2 separate regions of the Mus musculus genome follow, and region 2 is linked to region 1. Evidence: chromatin loops called from intact Hi-C (ENCODE). Cell type or tissue: heart. All regions are shown on one strand. Each heading gives the region's core, and the rest is flanking DNA. Links, peaks and the distances in the headings are about the cores only. Region 1 has its middle 14 kb from the start of Gm25737. Region 2 has its middle 190 kb from the start of Gm38767.

The links. Peaks named below come from ENCODE experiments on the same cell type or tissue, not always from the same donor. Only the 100,000 strongest peaks of a DNase experiment are listed, where the experiment ranks them.
Region 2: it touches region 1 in a loop (9-fold over the local background); 11 of 42 quality-filtered maps call a loop at or near these places.

What each region holds. Positions count from the first base shown.
Region 1 is chr6:13,559,207-13,567,590 of GRCm38, forward strand. No RefSeq gene overlaps it. Among named protein-coding and RNA genes, the nearest start is that of Gm25737, 14 kb to the left of the region's middle. In heart, for the core only: a CTCF peak has its summit at 6,737 (motif pointing right); no DNase peak of the experiment used is centred there.
Region 2 is chr6:14,203,827-14,212,210 of GRCm38, forward strand. No RefSeq gene overlaps it. Among named protein-coding and RNA genes, the nearest start is that of Gm38767, 190 kb to the left of the region's middle. In heart, for the core only: a CTCF peak has its summit at 3,916 (motif pointing left); no DNase peak of the experiment used is centred there.

The DNA.
Region 1 (8,384 bases), core at 95-8,094:
CAATGGCTGTGCTGAATTCTTAAACAGGTACCTTCCTGAAAACAGCAGACATATTCAAAGTCCATGATCCATACTCCCATTTGTAGTAATATAAATGGTAAGAAAATTACTTATTAATTGTATTGATGACTGCTGAGTCACAGAAAGCTCCTGTGACAACTCTCACCCCCATACCACCCCTGCCTCCTCAAAAAAAAAAAAAAAAAAAAAAAAAAAAAAAAAGTAACAACCTAGACAGAAAGTCATTGAAGAGAACTCTTTAAAATTGTGACAAGGATACTAAAATGTCAGTCTCTACAACTGATGAGTTTTGGCTGGGGTTCAGGTAGGGAAAGACTTAGTTTCCTTTAAGGGGCTGGCCTTGGGGAGTTTAACTATGCTCCAGTGAGTATATGGGCCTCACAAGTTGAACTTTCTTTCTTTTTCTTTAGGGGGAGAGTCACAAGAGTTAAGAAGTGGCCTGGGAGGACAGACAGGGAAGTGTAGTTCGAGTGCATGATGAGAAATTTCCAAATAATAAATAAAGTATTAAGTTGGAAATAAAATTGTTTCCTACTAGACAGAATTAATTATTCTCAACTATTCTATAAAACTCAATGAGTTGTTTAATGTGCGACTGAATTGCCATTTCTAAAACCACCTTTGAAAACTAATGTAGTTTGCTCATTGTAATCTGCTTTGCTTTGACATGCAAAAACTTCTAAACGTGTGCCTTGCTATTAGTAATAAATAAGCTATGATTCAGATGTATATGTGTATTGGTAGGAGCCCAAGCAGAAAGATGTCATGGAACAACAATAAAAGAAAGCAATGTTAACTTGCTTTCCCAAAAAATACTTCATAGTATGTCGACAGTTTTTTTGATCACTTCAAATACAGCCGCAATTATAGCTGCCACATTCAACATTTAATAATTAGTAATTTGCATCACAAAACAACATGGGCCCACCAGCGTTGTTTCTCCTCTGTGAATTGTGCTTTGAGCTGCTTTAAATAGATGATGCAGTAAGCATAATGATGTAACTAGTTCATGCTATTACGTTTAATTTAAAATGTATCTGAAGAGTTCTGAGGATCATAAATAATAAGGACAAGCATTAAAAGTCAATAGCTGATGTTATCGATGCATCAAGTTAATGAGCTGATTCATGTTTTCTGGTAACTTTTCATCCCTTTATGGGATTTCCCACTAGAAGCAAGGGTTCAGAACCACTTCCCTGTTCATTTATCTTTTCTTATGATAATTTTTCTTTCTTCAACACATTCTTTCTTAATGATCCTCAAAGAAGCTATGGTCACATCAGCTTTAAAGTGTATGTTAAAATATAGCTAAGGTAGAAATTATTTTTACTAGAAATTATCAGAACCCAAGTATTAATTAATTCATCTGAAGGGAATTTAAATGAACACACCTGAATATACATGGCCAAAGGAAAACAACAAACATTCTCCCTTTTTATAGGTCAGGTTCCAAAGTCTTCATTTTGTGGTAAATAGATAATACAATTCTCCCTCCCAAAAGAGCATAAAAATAGATTGAATACTTTTTAAAAGCAATATGGTTGGAAGATAACTCTGTGAGGAATCATAGCCAGCACTAGTTTCTTCCCAGGAATTCATTAAAAGAGAATTGATTAGCAGGTTTGATATTCTTTAAAATAAATTAGATTTTATTTTGCATAAATTTCAGCTGGAAATGAAATTGTAAATTAAAATGTCTCCTAATATAATTACATTGTCATCTATTATAAATCATTTTGGAAATAAAAACTCTACTTCTTAATCAAGCAGTTTTAAGCAGAATGAAACGGAGACCTAAGCAGCAGCTGAAATGCATGAGCATTGTGGAACACAGAGGAGAAAATAAGATGCACACCCTGGCCATGAATACCTAATATGAAGATGAGTGGCTATATACGGGATATAGGTTAAGTTTAGTATATTCATTTTGAAGATTTATTTTTATAACTTGAAAAATCTCATTTTTTTGCATTTAAAATAAGGTAAGGTTGTGGCAAAAGGTTTGTCCATCTGTTTCTTCTGGATAATTAAGATCATAGGATATATTTGGGCATGACTAAACTGAATGGTAATAAATGCATAATTGTTTCAGTGGGATGTGTTATGCTTTGGGGTAACTTACATCTTACTTTTCTCTTTTTCTTCTCCTTCTTCTCCTTCTCCTTCTTCTTCTCCTCCTCTTCTTCTTTTCTTCTTCTTCTTCTTCTTCTTCTTCTTCTTCTTCTTCTTCTTCTTCTTCTTCTTCTTTTTCTTTCTTCTTCTTCTTCTTCTCCTCCTCCTCCTCCTCCTCCTCCTCCTCTTCTTCTTCTCTTCTTCTCCTTCTCCTTCTCCTTCTCCTTCCTTCTCCTTCTCCTTCCTTCTCCTTCTCCTTCTCCTTCTCCTCCTCCTCCTCCTCCTCCTCCTCCTCTTCTTCTCTTCTTCTCCTTCTCCTTCTCCTTCTCCTTCTCCTTCCTTCTCCTTCTCCTTCTCCTTCCTTCTCCTTCTCCTTCTCCTCCTCCTCCTCCTCCTCCTCCTCCTCCTCCTCCTCCTCCTCCTCCTCCTCCTCCTCCTCCTTCTTCTTCTTCTTCTTCTTCTTCTTCTTCTTCTTCTTCTCCTTTTCTCCTTCTCCTTCTTTCTCCTTCTCCTTCTCCTTTCTCCTTCTCCTTCTCCTTCTCCTTCTCCTTCTCCTTACTCCTTCTCCTTCTCCTTCTCCTTCTCCTTCTCCTTCTCCTTCTCCTCCTTCTCCTTCTCCTTCTCCTTCTCCTTCTCCTTCTCCTCCTTCTCCTTCTCCTTCTCCTTCTCCTTCTCCTTCTCCTTCTTCTTTTCATTTACTGCCAGAGCAATGTTACGTAAACCTCACCTCTAAAAGAGGGCTTCAAAGTCTATCAGGAAAGTTCACTGTGAGTCCTTAAGGACATGATAATACAGAATGCCTTTCCAGGCACTTAGTAACCAACGTGCCTACAAAGTATCCAACTTCAAACTACTAGTTAGGAAAATTTATTGAAAAGGACACTGTGATGATTTGTATATCCTTGGACCAGGGAGTGGCACCATCTGAAGGTGTGGACTTGTTGGAATAGGTGTGACCTGGTTGGAATGGGTGTGTCACTGTGGGTGTGGGTATAAGATCCTCACCCTAGTTGCCTGGAAGTCAGTCTTCCACTAGCAGCCTTTGGATGAAGACATAGAACTCTCAGCTCCTCCTGAGCCATGCCTGCCTGGATACTGCCATGCTCCCACCTTGATGATAATGGACTGAATCTCTGAACCTGTAAGCCAGCCCCAATTAAATATTGTTTTTTATAAGACTTGCCTTGGTCATGGTGTCTGTTCACAGCAGTAAAACCCTAAGACAGACACCATAAGGCAAAGCAAAATGGACTGCCCTGTTCCCACCATCCTCCCTATATTAGCCTCAAACGTATTCAGAGAGTGAGTGTGGGTTTGTATCTGCTCTACTGCTAAGCTTTCTGAATGCCCCACCTCTTCTGCTGCCCCCTCCTCTCCCACTTTCTTACACAGTTGATAATTTTATTTCATTCTTTTCCTCTCTGTTCTTAGTCTTACAGACTAAGGTTTATGTGTATCCTAGAAATGATGTATTATTACTTTAATTTCATCACACGAAGAGATGACTTATATACGATTGTTTAACACACTATTTAACTTTCTACATATTTGGAACTCTATGAAGCTTTTTAATACAATTTTAGAGAATTGATGCTCATTTAGATGTGCCCACTTATGATTTTAAGTTATAAATAACAACTTAGTTATTATTCTTTTCTGACTGCATTGATAACCTTTAATCTTATATTATTTTTATTTTTTCCAAAGAGCACACTTATTCCATTCCAGCAAGTCTGGAGGCAGCAAATCTTAAGTGAGGTAACTGAGACCCAAAAGGATATGCATGGTATGCATTCACTAATAAGTGAATATTAGCCAAAATAGGACAGAATCCCCAGGATACAATCCACAGAACTCAAGAAGGCTACCAAGCAAAGCACCCAAGTGAAGATGCCTCAGCCCCACTTGGGAGGGAGAAGAAAGCAATCACAGGATGGGGAGGTTGGGAGGGACCTGGGTGTGGAAGGCCACAGGGAGGGGAAGAGGGGAACATGATCAGGCATTGGGCAGAAGGGGGACAGGACTGAAGTTCTGAGGGCCAGCAGAAAGAATTGAAGCAGGCAACCTCATGAGGTAGGAGATTGGGGGACCCTCTAGAATGTACCAGAGAACTGGGAGGTGAGAGACTCTCAGAACAAAAAGAAAGGGACCTTAGATGAACTGCCCTACAGTGGGGAGAAGAAACTTGTATAGTCTACCTCCAGCAGAAAGATAGGCCATCAAGTGGAGGGATGGGGTTGCCATCCCACAAAACTCTGACCCAGAACTGTTCCTGTCTGAAAGAACTGATGGGACAAAAATGGAGAAGAGTGTGAGGAAAAGGAGGTCCAGTGATCGACCCAAATTGAGATTCAGTTAAGGGGGAGGCCCCATGGTCTGACACTATTACTGATGCTATGGTGTGCTTACAAACAGGAGCCTATCATGACTGCCCAACAAGCACATGAAGGAGTTAGATGCAGATACTTAAACCCAACCAATGGACAGAAGTTGCTGACCCCTGTGGTTGAATTGGGGGAAAGCTGGAAGAAGCTGAGGAGGAATGTGGTCCCATAGGAAGACCAGCAGTTTCAACTAACCTGTACTCCTGGGATCTCTCGGATACTGAGCCACCAACCAGGTAGCATACACCAGCTGATATGAGTCCCCCAACACATATACAGCAGAGGATTGCTGGGTATGGACTCAGAGAAGATGCACATAGCCTTCAAGACACTTGGGGCCCCAGGGAGTAGGGAGGTCTGGTGGGGTGGGGATATCCTCTTGGAGATGGGGGGGGTGCAGAGGTGAGGAGGTGTGGGATGAGGAAAAGTTTGAGGGTGGACCAGGAGGAGGGTAAAATCTGCATCGAAAAAAAAAGATTAAAGAATAAAAAATAAAATAAAATAAACTTTTCAGTGACTGTATTTTACCCTCATCTCTGAGCATACATTTTTAGTGTTATAGAATTTTTGTTGTTTGGGTTTTTTTTTTTTTTTTGAGGGGAGTCATGCTTATAACACATTGATTTTAATTCTGTTCTCTGTGGTTCTTAATGTTGCTAATAGTAAACAAGAGTGGTGTGAGTATGTCCCACCCCTTTGAAAACAATCTTGTCTGGGTTAAAAGGGAAAATGGCTGCTTTGGGTCTTAATCATTTCTATAATTTCACTGTTTTATATATATCCTCACTATTATCTTTTTTCTCTTTTGAAAGTGATAAGCTCTGCCCTAGTTATGAACATTGTACTTACACAAACAAAACAACTAACAAAAATAATAGTCATGGCCACACTATAGTCTCAATACTGACTATAAATACATACACAGAGGGGGGAAAACAATTCTTGAACTTATGAATTATATAAACACCGAGGGGTTTTTTGTATCATATAGTAGTATCTTTTATTCTCCTGATATAATTTTCAACTCAGAGGCTTAATGTTGAATAACTTTATGCTTTCTAGTTCTTTCTGAACTCTGATGGCTGGTTCAATTCTGTTCTCACTCAGACTCATGTTAAAGCTGACTAATTCAATCGGGCTTCTCTCAGATTCTAACTGAATTGCTCTGCTTGACCTCAAACTAATGCTGGCAATTTGTTCTAATCTTCTGGTTCCCACTCATTCTCTGACTTCAACTGCCTCTGCTGACCCCCACTGAATTGCATGAATGAACTCAACTTCATTGCACTGAACTCACTCACTGAACAAAACTTACTTTCTTTCCCTGCATTGCTCCTTAATTGCTTCTCTGTTTGTGCTGCTCTCTTGAGAATTGGAAGTATCCTATCACTGACTCATCTTGTCAAATATTTCTTTGATACATCACTTCATCTACCCCTCAATTAGACTCCATTGTTTGGAATTAAAGGTGTGGAGTAAGGATGTGTCTATATTCCAGGCAGATCACAGATCTAGGTCTTTAGACCCTTGCCAGAGTATGTATGTTGCAGAATTAAAACTCCTCTACAGTATCTCCTAAATAATAAATGTAACTCATTGCTTGCTTTAATTTTCCATTTCCTTCAGGTATAAGGGAAAATGAAAACTCCTCAAGCCTTCAAAAATATCAGTTAGATGATTTAACAAACCTCTTCTTTTGAACCAAAACCTGAAAGAGCTGAGAAAAGATTGGTGTTGTTCTTCTATGGCAGGTTTGACCAAGTAAAGAGTAAGAAACTATGATCCTAGAGTTAGATAATTGAAAATGTCTGTTATATTCAAAGGGATTCCTGTTTAAGAAGCCAAACACCAGTTTGTATAGACCAGATACAAATAGCTGAATGAAGACTACAAGAGCTTCCTGGCACTCGTAGGCAATCGTGAATTTTGGCAGTGTTACAATGAAGACATTTGAACTAGCCAATGCAAAGCTGAAATTCATATCCAAAGTTGAAATATGAGAGGAAGCTATATTATAACTTTGTGGCCAACAGTCCTGTTAGGTTAAGGGACATCAATAACTGTTATCAGCTGAAGAGCAGCATCTTGGCTTTACTTCAAACATTTGTCTGAAACATTGCCCTTTTTCTATACTGGTGAGAATGGTTCTGTGTGAATAGGGTCTGTGTTCTTTCTAAAAATAGAGATTTTATATTTCAAAATTCTACAATCCACCACAAGGGGGACCCCAGAGCCTCTGGATTTGAAAAATAATTTCAGATATCTTGTTTGTTAATTCTTTAAGAACTCTTATAATTTGGTTATTATTTAAAACATGCCTTTTCTTTTTTATTTATTTTTATTAGATATATTCTTTTTTTTCCATTTTTTATTAGGTATTTCGCTCATTTACATTTGCAATGCTATACCAAAAGTCCCCCATAGCCACCCACCCCCACTCCCCTGCCCACCCCCTCCCCTTTTATGGCCCTGGCGTTCCCCTGTACTGGGGCATATAAAGTTTGCGTGTCCAATGGGCCTCTCTTTCGAGTGATGGCCGACTAGGCCATCTTTTGATATATATGCAGCTAGAGTCAAGAGCTCCGGGGTACTGGTTAGCTCATAATGTTGTTCCACCTATAGGGTTGCAGATCCCTTTAGCTCCTTGGCTACTTTCTCTAGCTCCTCCATTGGGAGCCCTATGATCCATCCATTAGCTGACTGTGAGCATCCACTTCTGTGTTTGCTGGGCCCCGGCATAGTCTCACAAGAGACAGCTACATCTGCGTCCTTTCAATAAAATGTTCATAGCAGCCTTATTTCTAATAGCCAGAAGCTGGAAGGAACCCAGATGCCCCTCAACAGAGGAATGGATACAGAAAATGTGGTACATCTACACAATGGAGTACTACTCAGCTATTAAAAAGAATGAATTTATGAAATTCCTAGCCAAATGGATGGACCTGGAGGGCATCATCCTGAGTGAGGTAACACATTCACAAAGAAACTCACACAATATGTATTCACTGATAAGTGGATATTAGCCCCAAACCTAGGATACCCAAGATATAAGATATAATTTGCTAAACACATGAAACTCAAGGAGAATGAAGACTGAAGTGTGGACACTATGCCCCTCCTTAGATTTGGGAACAAAACACCCATGGAAGGAGTTACAGAGACGGAGTTTGGAGCTGAGATGAAAGGATGGACCATGTAGAGACTGCCATAGCCAGGGATCCACCCCATAATCAGCATCCAAACGCTGACACCATTGCATACACTAGCAAGATTTTATTGAAAGGACGCAGATGTAGTTGTCTCTTGTGAGACTATGCCGGGGCCCAGCAAACACAGAAGTGGATGCTCACAGTCAGCTAATGGATGGATCATAGGGCTCCCAATGGAGGAGCTAGAGAAAGTAGCCAAGGAGCTAAAGGGATCTGCAACCCTATAGGTGGAACAACATTATGAGCTAACCAGTACCCCGGAGCTCTTGACTCTAGCTGCATATATATCAAAAGATGGCCTAGTCGGCCATCACTGGAAAGAGAGGCCCATTGGACTTGCAAACTTTATATGCCCCAGTACAGGGGAATGCCAGGGCCAAAAAGGGGGAGTGGGTGGGCAGGGGAGTGGGGGTGGGTGGATATGGGGGACTTTTGGTATAGCATTGGAAATGTAAATGAGTTAAATACCTAATAAAAAATGGAAAAAAAAAAAAAAGAAAGAAAATGCTGTCTTTCTTCCACTGGATGGTTTTAGCTCCCTTGTCGAAGATCAAGTGACCATAGGTGTGTGGGTTCATTTCTGGGTCTTCAATTCTATTCCATTGGTCTACTTGTCTGTCTCTATACCAGTACCATGCAGTTTTTATCACAATTGCCC
Region 2 (8,384 bases), core at 127-8,126, 640 kb after region 1:
TTTAAATAGTTTACATGCTCTTGATTTAACTTTGGATGTGGTATCTGTCTAGGAAATAATCCATTTAATCTAGCTTTTCTAGTTTTGATGATTGTAGGCATTTGTAGTATGATCTGATGATTTTTTTGAATTTCCTCAGTTTCTGTTACTATGTCTCCCTTTTCATTTCTGATTTTGTTAATTTGGATACTACCTCTGGGCCATTTAGTTAGTTTGGCTGGAGTTTATATATCTTGTTGATTCAAAGAACCAGATTTTGGTTTTGTGGATTCTTTCTATTGTTCTCTTTGTTTCTTTTTGGTTGATTTTAGCCCTGAGTTTGACTATTTCCTGCATTCTACTCCTCTTGGGTGAGTTTGCTTCTTTTTGGTCTAGAGCTCTCAGGCATGCTGTTAAGTTGTTAGTGTAAGATCTCTTCAGTTTCTTTACCAGGGCACTTATTGCTATGAATTTTCCTTTTAGTACCACTTTCATTGTTTTCCAATAGTTTGAGTATGATGTGTCAAGATTTTCAGTAAATTCCAGGAAGTCTTTAATTTCTTTACTTCTTCGTTGACCAAGTTATTGTTGAGGAAGGAAAGAGTTATTCAGTTTCCATGTATATGTGGGCTTTCTGTTGTTTTTGATGGTATTGAAGATCAGCCTTAAGTTATTGTGATCTGTTAGGATGCATGGAATCATTTCAATCTTCTCGTATCAATTGAAGGTTGTTTTCTGACCAATTAAATGGTCGATTTTGGAGAAGGTACCATGATGTGCTGAGAAAAAGGTGTATTATTTTGTTTTAGGATGAAGTGTTCTGTAGATATCTGTTAAATCTATTTGGTTCATAACTTCTCTTAGTTTCATTGTGGCTTTGTTGTGATATGCTTAGTAACTTGTCTTTTCTTTGGTCTAGGTTGTTTCTTGTGTTAGTTTTCTTTCTAGGATCCTCTGTAGAGGTGGATTGGTAGATATATACTGTTTGAATTTGGTTTTGTCCTGGAATATTTTGGTTTCTCCATCTATGTTGATTGAGAGTTTTGCTGGGTATAGTATTCTGGGCTGGCATTTGTGTTCTCTTAGAGTCTGCATGACCTCTGAAGAGGCTCTTCTGACTTTCATAGTCTCTGTTGAGAAGTCTGGTGTAATTCTGATAGGTCTACTTTTGTATATTTCTTGGCCTTTTCCCTTGCACCTTTTAATATTCTGTCTTTGTTCTATGAGTTTAGTGTTTTAATTATCATGTGATGAGGATTTTCTTTTCTGGTCCCATTTATTTGGTGTTCTATGGGCTTTTTGTGTATTTATGTTCAGCTCTTTCTTTAGGTTGGGAATATTTTCTTCTATTATTTTGTTGAAGACATTTTCAAATCCTTTGAGCTGGGAATCTTCATTCTTCTCTATTCTGATTATTCTTAGATTTGATCTTTTCATTATGTCCTGAATTTCCTGGATGCTTTGGGTTAGGAATTTTTTATGTTTTGAATTTTCTTTGACAGTTCTTTCAATCTCTTCTACTGTATGTTCTACATGCATGATTCTTTCTTCTGTCTTTTTTATTATGTTGGTAATATTTACATTTGTAATTCCTGACCTCTTTTTAGGTTTTTCCATTCCCAGGTTTGCTTCCATTTGTGTTTTCTATATTATTTTTACTTCCACTTTTAGGTGTTGAACTGCTTTATTCAATTCCTCCACCTGTTTGATTATGTTATCTTGTATTTCTTTAAGTGAGTTATTTATATCTTCCTTAAAGGACTCTATTAATTTCATGAGGTAGGATTTTTGCTCAGCTTACTGTATTTAAGATGTTTTGGTTTATTTAGGGCTTGCTGTGGTGGGAGAGCTGGGTTCTGATGATGTCCATGTATATTGGATTCTGTTACTTATAATCTTGATCTTGCTTCTTGCCATCTGGTTGCCCCTGGAGTTTGCTGGTCTGGGTGACTTTGTCTGGAGACTGACTCTTTTGGCCCTGGGTTGCTTCAGGTCTCCTGTTAGGCCTGTGGCCCTGACTGTGTCAGACCACTGTGGGGCCTTCCAACTAGGGGATCCTCAGAGGGGCAGAGAAACTGTTGATCTGTTGCTCTGGCTTCAGTAGATCTCCTGGCAGGCCTTCAGACTGTTGGGTCTTCAGAGGAGTAGTCTGGCTGTTGTCTTGTGCAAAGATATTTTCCAAGGGAAATCTACTGACTGTGGTTTCTGTTTCCCTGTGTGCAGCAGAATTCCAGGGAGGCTTTCAGTCTGTTGGGTCAGTTGTTCTGCATTCCACAGTGTCCCCAAGCAGGTCTTCAGGCTGGTGTCTGTTGCCCAGTTGCCCTGTCTACAGAGGAGCTCCGGGGATGCCTTCAAGCTGCAGTGTCTTCAGGGGAGCACACAAGTTGGTGATCAGTTGCTTGGTTGCCTTGTGTATAGCAGATCTCCTGGGATGCCTCAGACCTTAGTGTCAGTAACCTAGAGTGAAGTGGATCTTCTGGGTTGTCTCAGGATATGGTGTCTCCAGGGGATCAGACTAGCTAACAGTCCACCCCAGCAGATATTCCTGGGCAGAAGACTACTGCTTAGGTTCTTATATCACATAGTGAAATTAATTTCAGCCAACGTACAGACTTAAATGTGTGTCTGCTTCTCTAACATATACTTATTGGCAGGCTCTGTTCTTGACACTTGCAATAAAAACATTTGCTTCTAAGATCAGCAATGAAAAGGAAAGGAACAAACATAAGCTATTATTGAAAAGATTAAGAATTAGGAGACAAAAATAAGGCAGGGAAACAAGTGCTACTATAAACTTCGGCAGATTATGGTGGCAAATAGATATGATTACAATGACAATTCTTTTTCATTACTGTTTATATTATCTTTTAAAATGCATACTGTTTAAATATTTGGTGGAGAATTAAGTGGAATTGCCTGTTTCTACATATCAACAGGGAGAAAAATCTGTGAGTTAGAATGAATGGTTCTTTGTAGGCAGCCACACTAGACTTTAGAACCTTGAAATCAGTCAGTCGTTTTCATGCAGAATTCCTCTGGCCTGTACACAGAGGGAAAGGACAACTTGCATGTGGATTCTCTGATAGCTTATTTTTAGGAAACATTTTAGATTCCAATATTACAATGTTTCAATATTGAATATATCAGGTGAAAAAAAGATTTCGATATGCAAGATTAAAATTTGGACAACTCATTATGTTGCATGGCTGTTTGGTTGTAAAAGGGCATATTCAAGATGGATGAATGTTGCAGTTCTTACTGATAATTCTCATTTTTTGTTCTTTTAGTCTAACAAAAAAGTAAATAGGATGGGGACAGTATGTGGTTTTGGATATAAGGAAATTAAGTTTCTTGTTTATGTATCCTTGTTACATTTGCTATCCTTTATCTATTTCTAATGAAGAGTAATAGCTTATTAAAAACATTTTAATTTAGGTTTAAGGATGAGAGATGCTTAGAAAGACATCTAAGAGAATGGGTATATATCCAAGTGTGAGCCCGGGCTTAAGGGGCAATACATCCTTCATCTCTTGACCTTTCCATAAGATGTTTGCCATGTAAAAATGATGTATCATATCTTAAAATATTCCTATATATTTTCACATACTACATGTTCACACCATCCTTTGAAATGCCCAAACTTAACTTGTATTTTCAGTGTTCACTCAAAATCAGTCCTGTTGCACCCAGTAACAGACAGATATATGTAGTCTAGGCACTACAGAATAAACCAGTTTCAAGCATGTCAGCTTCTTTAATTCCTCTACCTCTGCTTCTTCCTAGAGAGGCATGGAAACTCCAGGGGCCACCTGGAGAGTAATGGTGTTGAGCAATGTCACTGGTGCTTCCACATTTGCAGTTCACTTCACCCACAGGTGGCAGGCCTTACTAAAATGGCTGCATCCCCCCACTGTGTAGTAGTTCATGCTGCCATCTGCTGGCGTTTCCTCTTGTTACAGCCATGAAAACTCAGGTCCCTAGATCAATATCAGAACTTCCAGCTGCATGTTTTCTGGATAATTTTATCTTTCTTACTATTACTCTGATATTAGGGTTACTCCATATCGGCCACAGAGCCATTATAGTTGGTTTCCTGTTATTGTGATGGCAGTGGGACTCCCCAGAAGAGCCCACTCTCTTGGAGTTCTCCATATGATGCAAGGCACAACTCCTAGTTCTCAAACTTCCTTTCCTGCTCTTGAAAGAATTTTCATTTCCTTTATTTTAGACAAAACATGGGTAAGGATTTGCTACCATATTATTTTGCCTTAGAACTTGGCCACAAAGAACAAGCCACTGACACAATTCTTTTTAGTATTGTTCAGTACCGCCATCTTTCTATAAAAAATACTTAATTCAGTCTGATGCAGCAGACCATACCACAACAAAGGCCGAGAAAGCACAAAGCACCATTCCAATGTGAGGATGCTATCCTACACCAATGGCAGGACAGTGGGATCTAGTCGTCTTCCTTCTCTTGCCTTTTAGTTAGTAGCATGGTATACTAAGCCCCTTATCACTTCTAGATTTTGCAAAAAACTTCCAATGTCTATAATTCTAGTACTTTTCTTTATACCAATTATTTTAAAATTTTTATTCTTTGAATTATTTGGTATTTATGTTGTGTAAAGTGATAGAGGAATGCAGATTAACAATTTCTCAAAATTACAGTATGGTTACCTGCTGCATTAAAGTTCTTAAAGAATGATTGATTCTAAAGTCCTGTGAGATTCTAGACATCGTTGATAATTTTATGATGAGTTTATAACCTTGCCATTTATATTCCAAATATTGATTTGATACTAAATGTTGGCTGTGTACCAGAACATTTGGGGGTGTATATAAAAACAAAACACCCTGTTAATTGGTTCCTGACTGATACAATCTTTATGGGATACATTATAGGTACTGCAATTTTTAAAATCTTCCTAATCTATTTTACTGTACAGTCAAGGTGAAGACTTGTGAACTAAAGCTTGTCTTTGGGTTAAATAAAACATAAATGAAACCCATGCAATACTTTTCATTGGCATGATGTGAAGGGAACATCTCTCATGATGTGGGGGACTGTTATCACACAGATTTTTCAGTCCCTACAGGAGGATTTATAATTTGATAAGTCTGGTAAGATGTCTAAAACTTTATGTTTCGAAAATGTATCTAGCCTTTGTAATGATGTTGGCCCAGAGTTCAGCCTTTAAGGAATCTTGCCATTGAGTACATAGTATACCTTTAGGCATAATAAGCCCAATCTTGATTTAGGCATGAGTTAAAATGAACCACGTTTACTTGGCTTCACCCTTTCCCCAGGTATTTTCGAGTAGGTGGTAAATTGAAAATGATATATACAGAATGTGATTCATGTTCACTGGTTATTGTTTGCAAAATCAGTTAAGGTGCAGTAAAAGGAAACATTAAAAGGAGAACCGTGAGAAAGTTAGAACAGAGGTAAGCTGATATTTATAAACATGAAGTAAAACTAATTTGCTGTTGGATCAAAAGTTTGGCTAAGCTTTCTACCAGTGATCATCAGAGAAGCACAATCCTTGCAGACATTAAAAATTCTCCTAAAGTAAAAACAATGCAGATGCTTCAGATAAAACCAACCCTATCCTGGCACTAAGAATCAATTTCTTCTATGCTTATTTCCAAGATTTATGTCATGCACCATTTACAATGCTAGGAGTGACACAATATTTTGTATTATTGTGCAGTGCATTCCACTACTTAGAGTCTGAGATCTTTTAATGAGCACAATATATGAGTTATTTGTACACTGAATTTGGATTTTTTTGCTAATTACATTTCAAAGTGTATTATTTAGAGTTCTCAATTTCTCAATGTGAGTCATTGCTGTCCATCAAGTTACAGTAGAAACAACTGTACAGAAACCAAATATGATGCTATTGATATCACTCTTGCCATTCTCTTCAGTTTTCTTGGCTAGAGCTAATCTCTAAAGTTGCTATGGCCTTGGCTCTGAACCAGGATGAAAAGACACAGATTATCTTTTGGTACCTGGTTAATCAGGAAGCTTTCTATCTCAGATGCAATCAGCACAGCAATGGAAAGGTGAAGTTACTTGATGCACATGATCCTAGCTAAGGTAGAAAGGGGCAGCAACAGTCTATTGTCATTTCAGTTTTCAAACAGTAAGTCAGTTATATTTTCATGGTGCATTAATGCCATGATGCATTTTTAATTATTAATTTATCCTCTCATATATTACATCCCGATGGCAGTTCCCCTTCCTTCCCTTTGCCCCCCAGCTCCAACCTCCCCTTCCCATTCCTCCTTGATTGCCCTTCAGGAAAGGGCAGTGCTCCTAGGTCAACCAAAGATAATTCCCTGGTCTCTATGTTATATGTTATTATTTACTTGTTTGTTTGTTTGTTTGTGTTTAAAATACTCCATATCCATTTTGACCTGAGCCAAAGATGGCTGCAATACGTCTTGTAGATAAAATATTTGTAGATATGCCTTATTTAAGAGTGAGATGGAGCTATGCTGGTAACAAATTTTATGCTGGTGAGCTAAGAACATGAAATAAACTATTTCATATATATATATATATATATATATATATATATATATTGCTCATTCTTTCTCTACAGATTGTGTATGTGTGTGTGCATATGCATGTGTTGATCTTTATATAACCACATGGTATTTCACATTGTGCAATGGACTTTTCTTTGAAACAAAAATTTAAAAGATACTCTGTAATATTTCATGCATCTATAGTCTATTTCCTTTCATTATTATGTATTACTTTGAATTAAGCAAAAACACACAATACAAGACAATACATTAAAATTTTAGAAAATGCATTAAAACCAGGGGTTTACCTCTTTTTACTTTCCCAAGGAAACCAAATTTTTGCAAGAGCCAATGATCCAGTTTCACTAATTCCCTATTTGTAGTGCCTTATAAAACCAATGACTTCTTTCCAGAATTGACATTGTATTTCAAAATTTACCTTCAGATACATAAATTACATGGTCTCCTGTATTTCAAAATAGTTTGTGTATCCTGTGCATCAACATATATTAGATAAAAACCCTGATGATGCCTCAATATATTGAATGTATTTAGTGTTATCTTAAGTAAAAGATTATTTTTGCAGCATGAATTTTTGTTTGTTTGCTTTTTTTAATAATGGGTATTGGCTCTATAGACAGATAACCAAGGTTCAGTCCTTGTCCCTGCCACTGATCAGGAGTATGAACTTAAGCTTGCTCCTTAAGTTTAATTAGCCAAGCTTCCTCATCTTTAAAGTAGGAGAAGGAAGGGAGAAATCGAAAGATGAAGCAGCTTCTATGATATTTCTAAGTTTGAGTTGGCTGGTTGGATGTTGACCAGAGAAAGAGAGGTATAATTAGAATTTCCATTACCCAGCAGGGAGGGGTTATCTGTGCAGACACAGATATTAAAAAAATAATAAGCTGCTCTATTTTAATACCTGTGAGTATAAAGCTTTTCAATTGAGTTGTTTACAATCCAGCTGTACACGGCTCTTCTCACTAATGAGTTTTGTGGGAACTTATAATTAAGAGGCTAGGCCACAAGTATACATACTTCTCATTCTCAAAATTTGGCTGAAAATAATCATAGCCCAAAACTGGTGGGATTTAAAAATGAAGAAAAACATAGACAGCTAATGAGATTTAAAAATATGAACATGAGGTTATAATAAAAAAATCCATAAGAAAAATATGCCAAGATGAGACTGGAAAAGAGAAATAAGCAAAAAGGAAAACGCAGAATGCAGTAGAAGCAGGGAACTAGCATGTGCTGAAGACAAATCCACATTATGCTCAGTCTCTCGGAGAGTTGGGCTCCTACACACTTTATAGACATATAAAGTAAAAAGGTATTTTAAGTCTTACAGACACACTTTATTTATGTTGTTTGGTATATATTTCTTTCTAGTTCCTTTGCCAGTACTAATGCAGAAAAACTTATTTAATGAACAATAATGTATAAAATGAATAAGAAAACTTTGAAATAAAATGAAGGGTCCTAGAGTTGTGGAGTTGTTATGCACATGGTGACTTTTCTATAAGAGACTCATGGATTATGATGCATTATCAGGTATCTTCAATCTTTCATCAGTGTCTTACAGTTCTTCTTGAACAACTATTTCATTTTATATATATATATATATATATATATATATATATATATATATATTGCCCATTCTTTCTCTACAGATTGTGTATGTGTGTGTGCATATGCATGTGTGTTGATCTTTATATAACCACATGGTATTTCACATATCAAAAGTGCAATGGACTTTTCTTTGAAATAAAAATTTAAAAGATACTTTGTAATATTTCATGCATCTATAGTCTATTTCCTTTCATTATTATGTATTACTTTGAATTAAGAATTTTTTTCTTTGT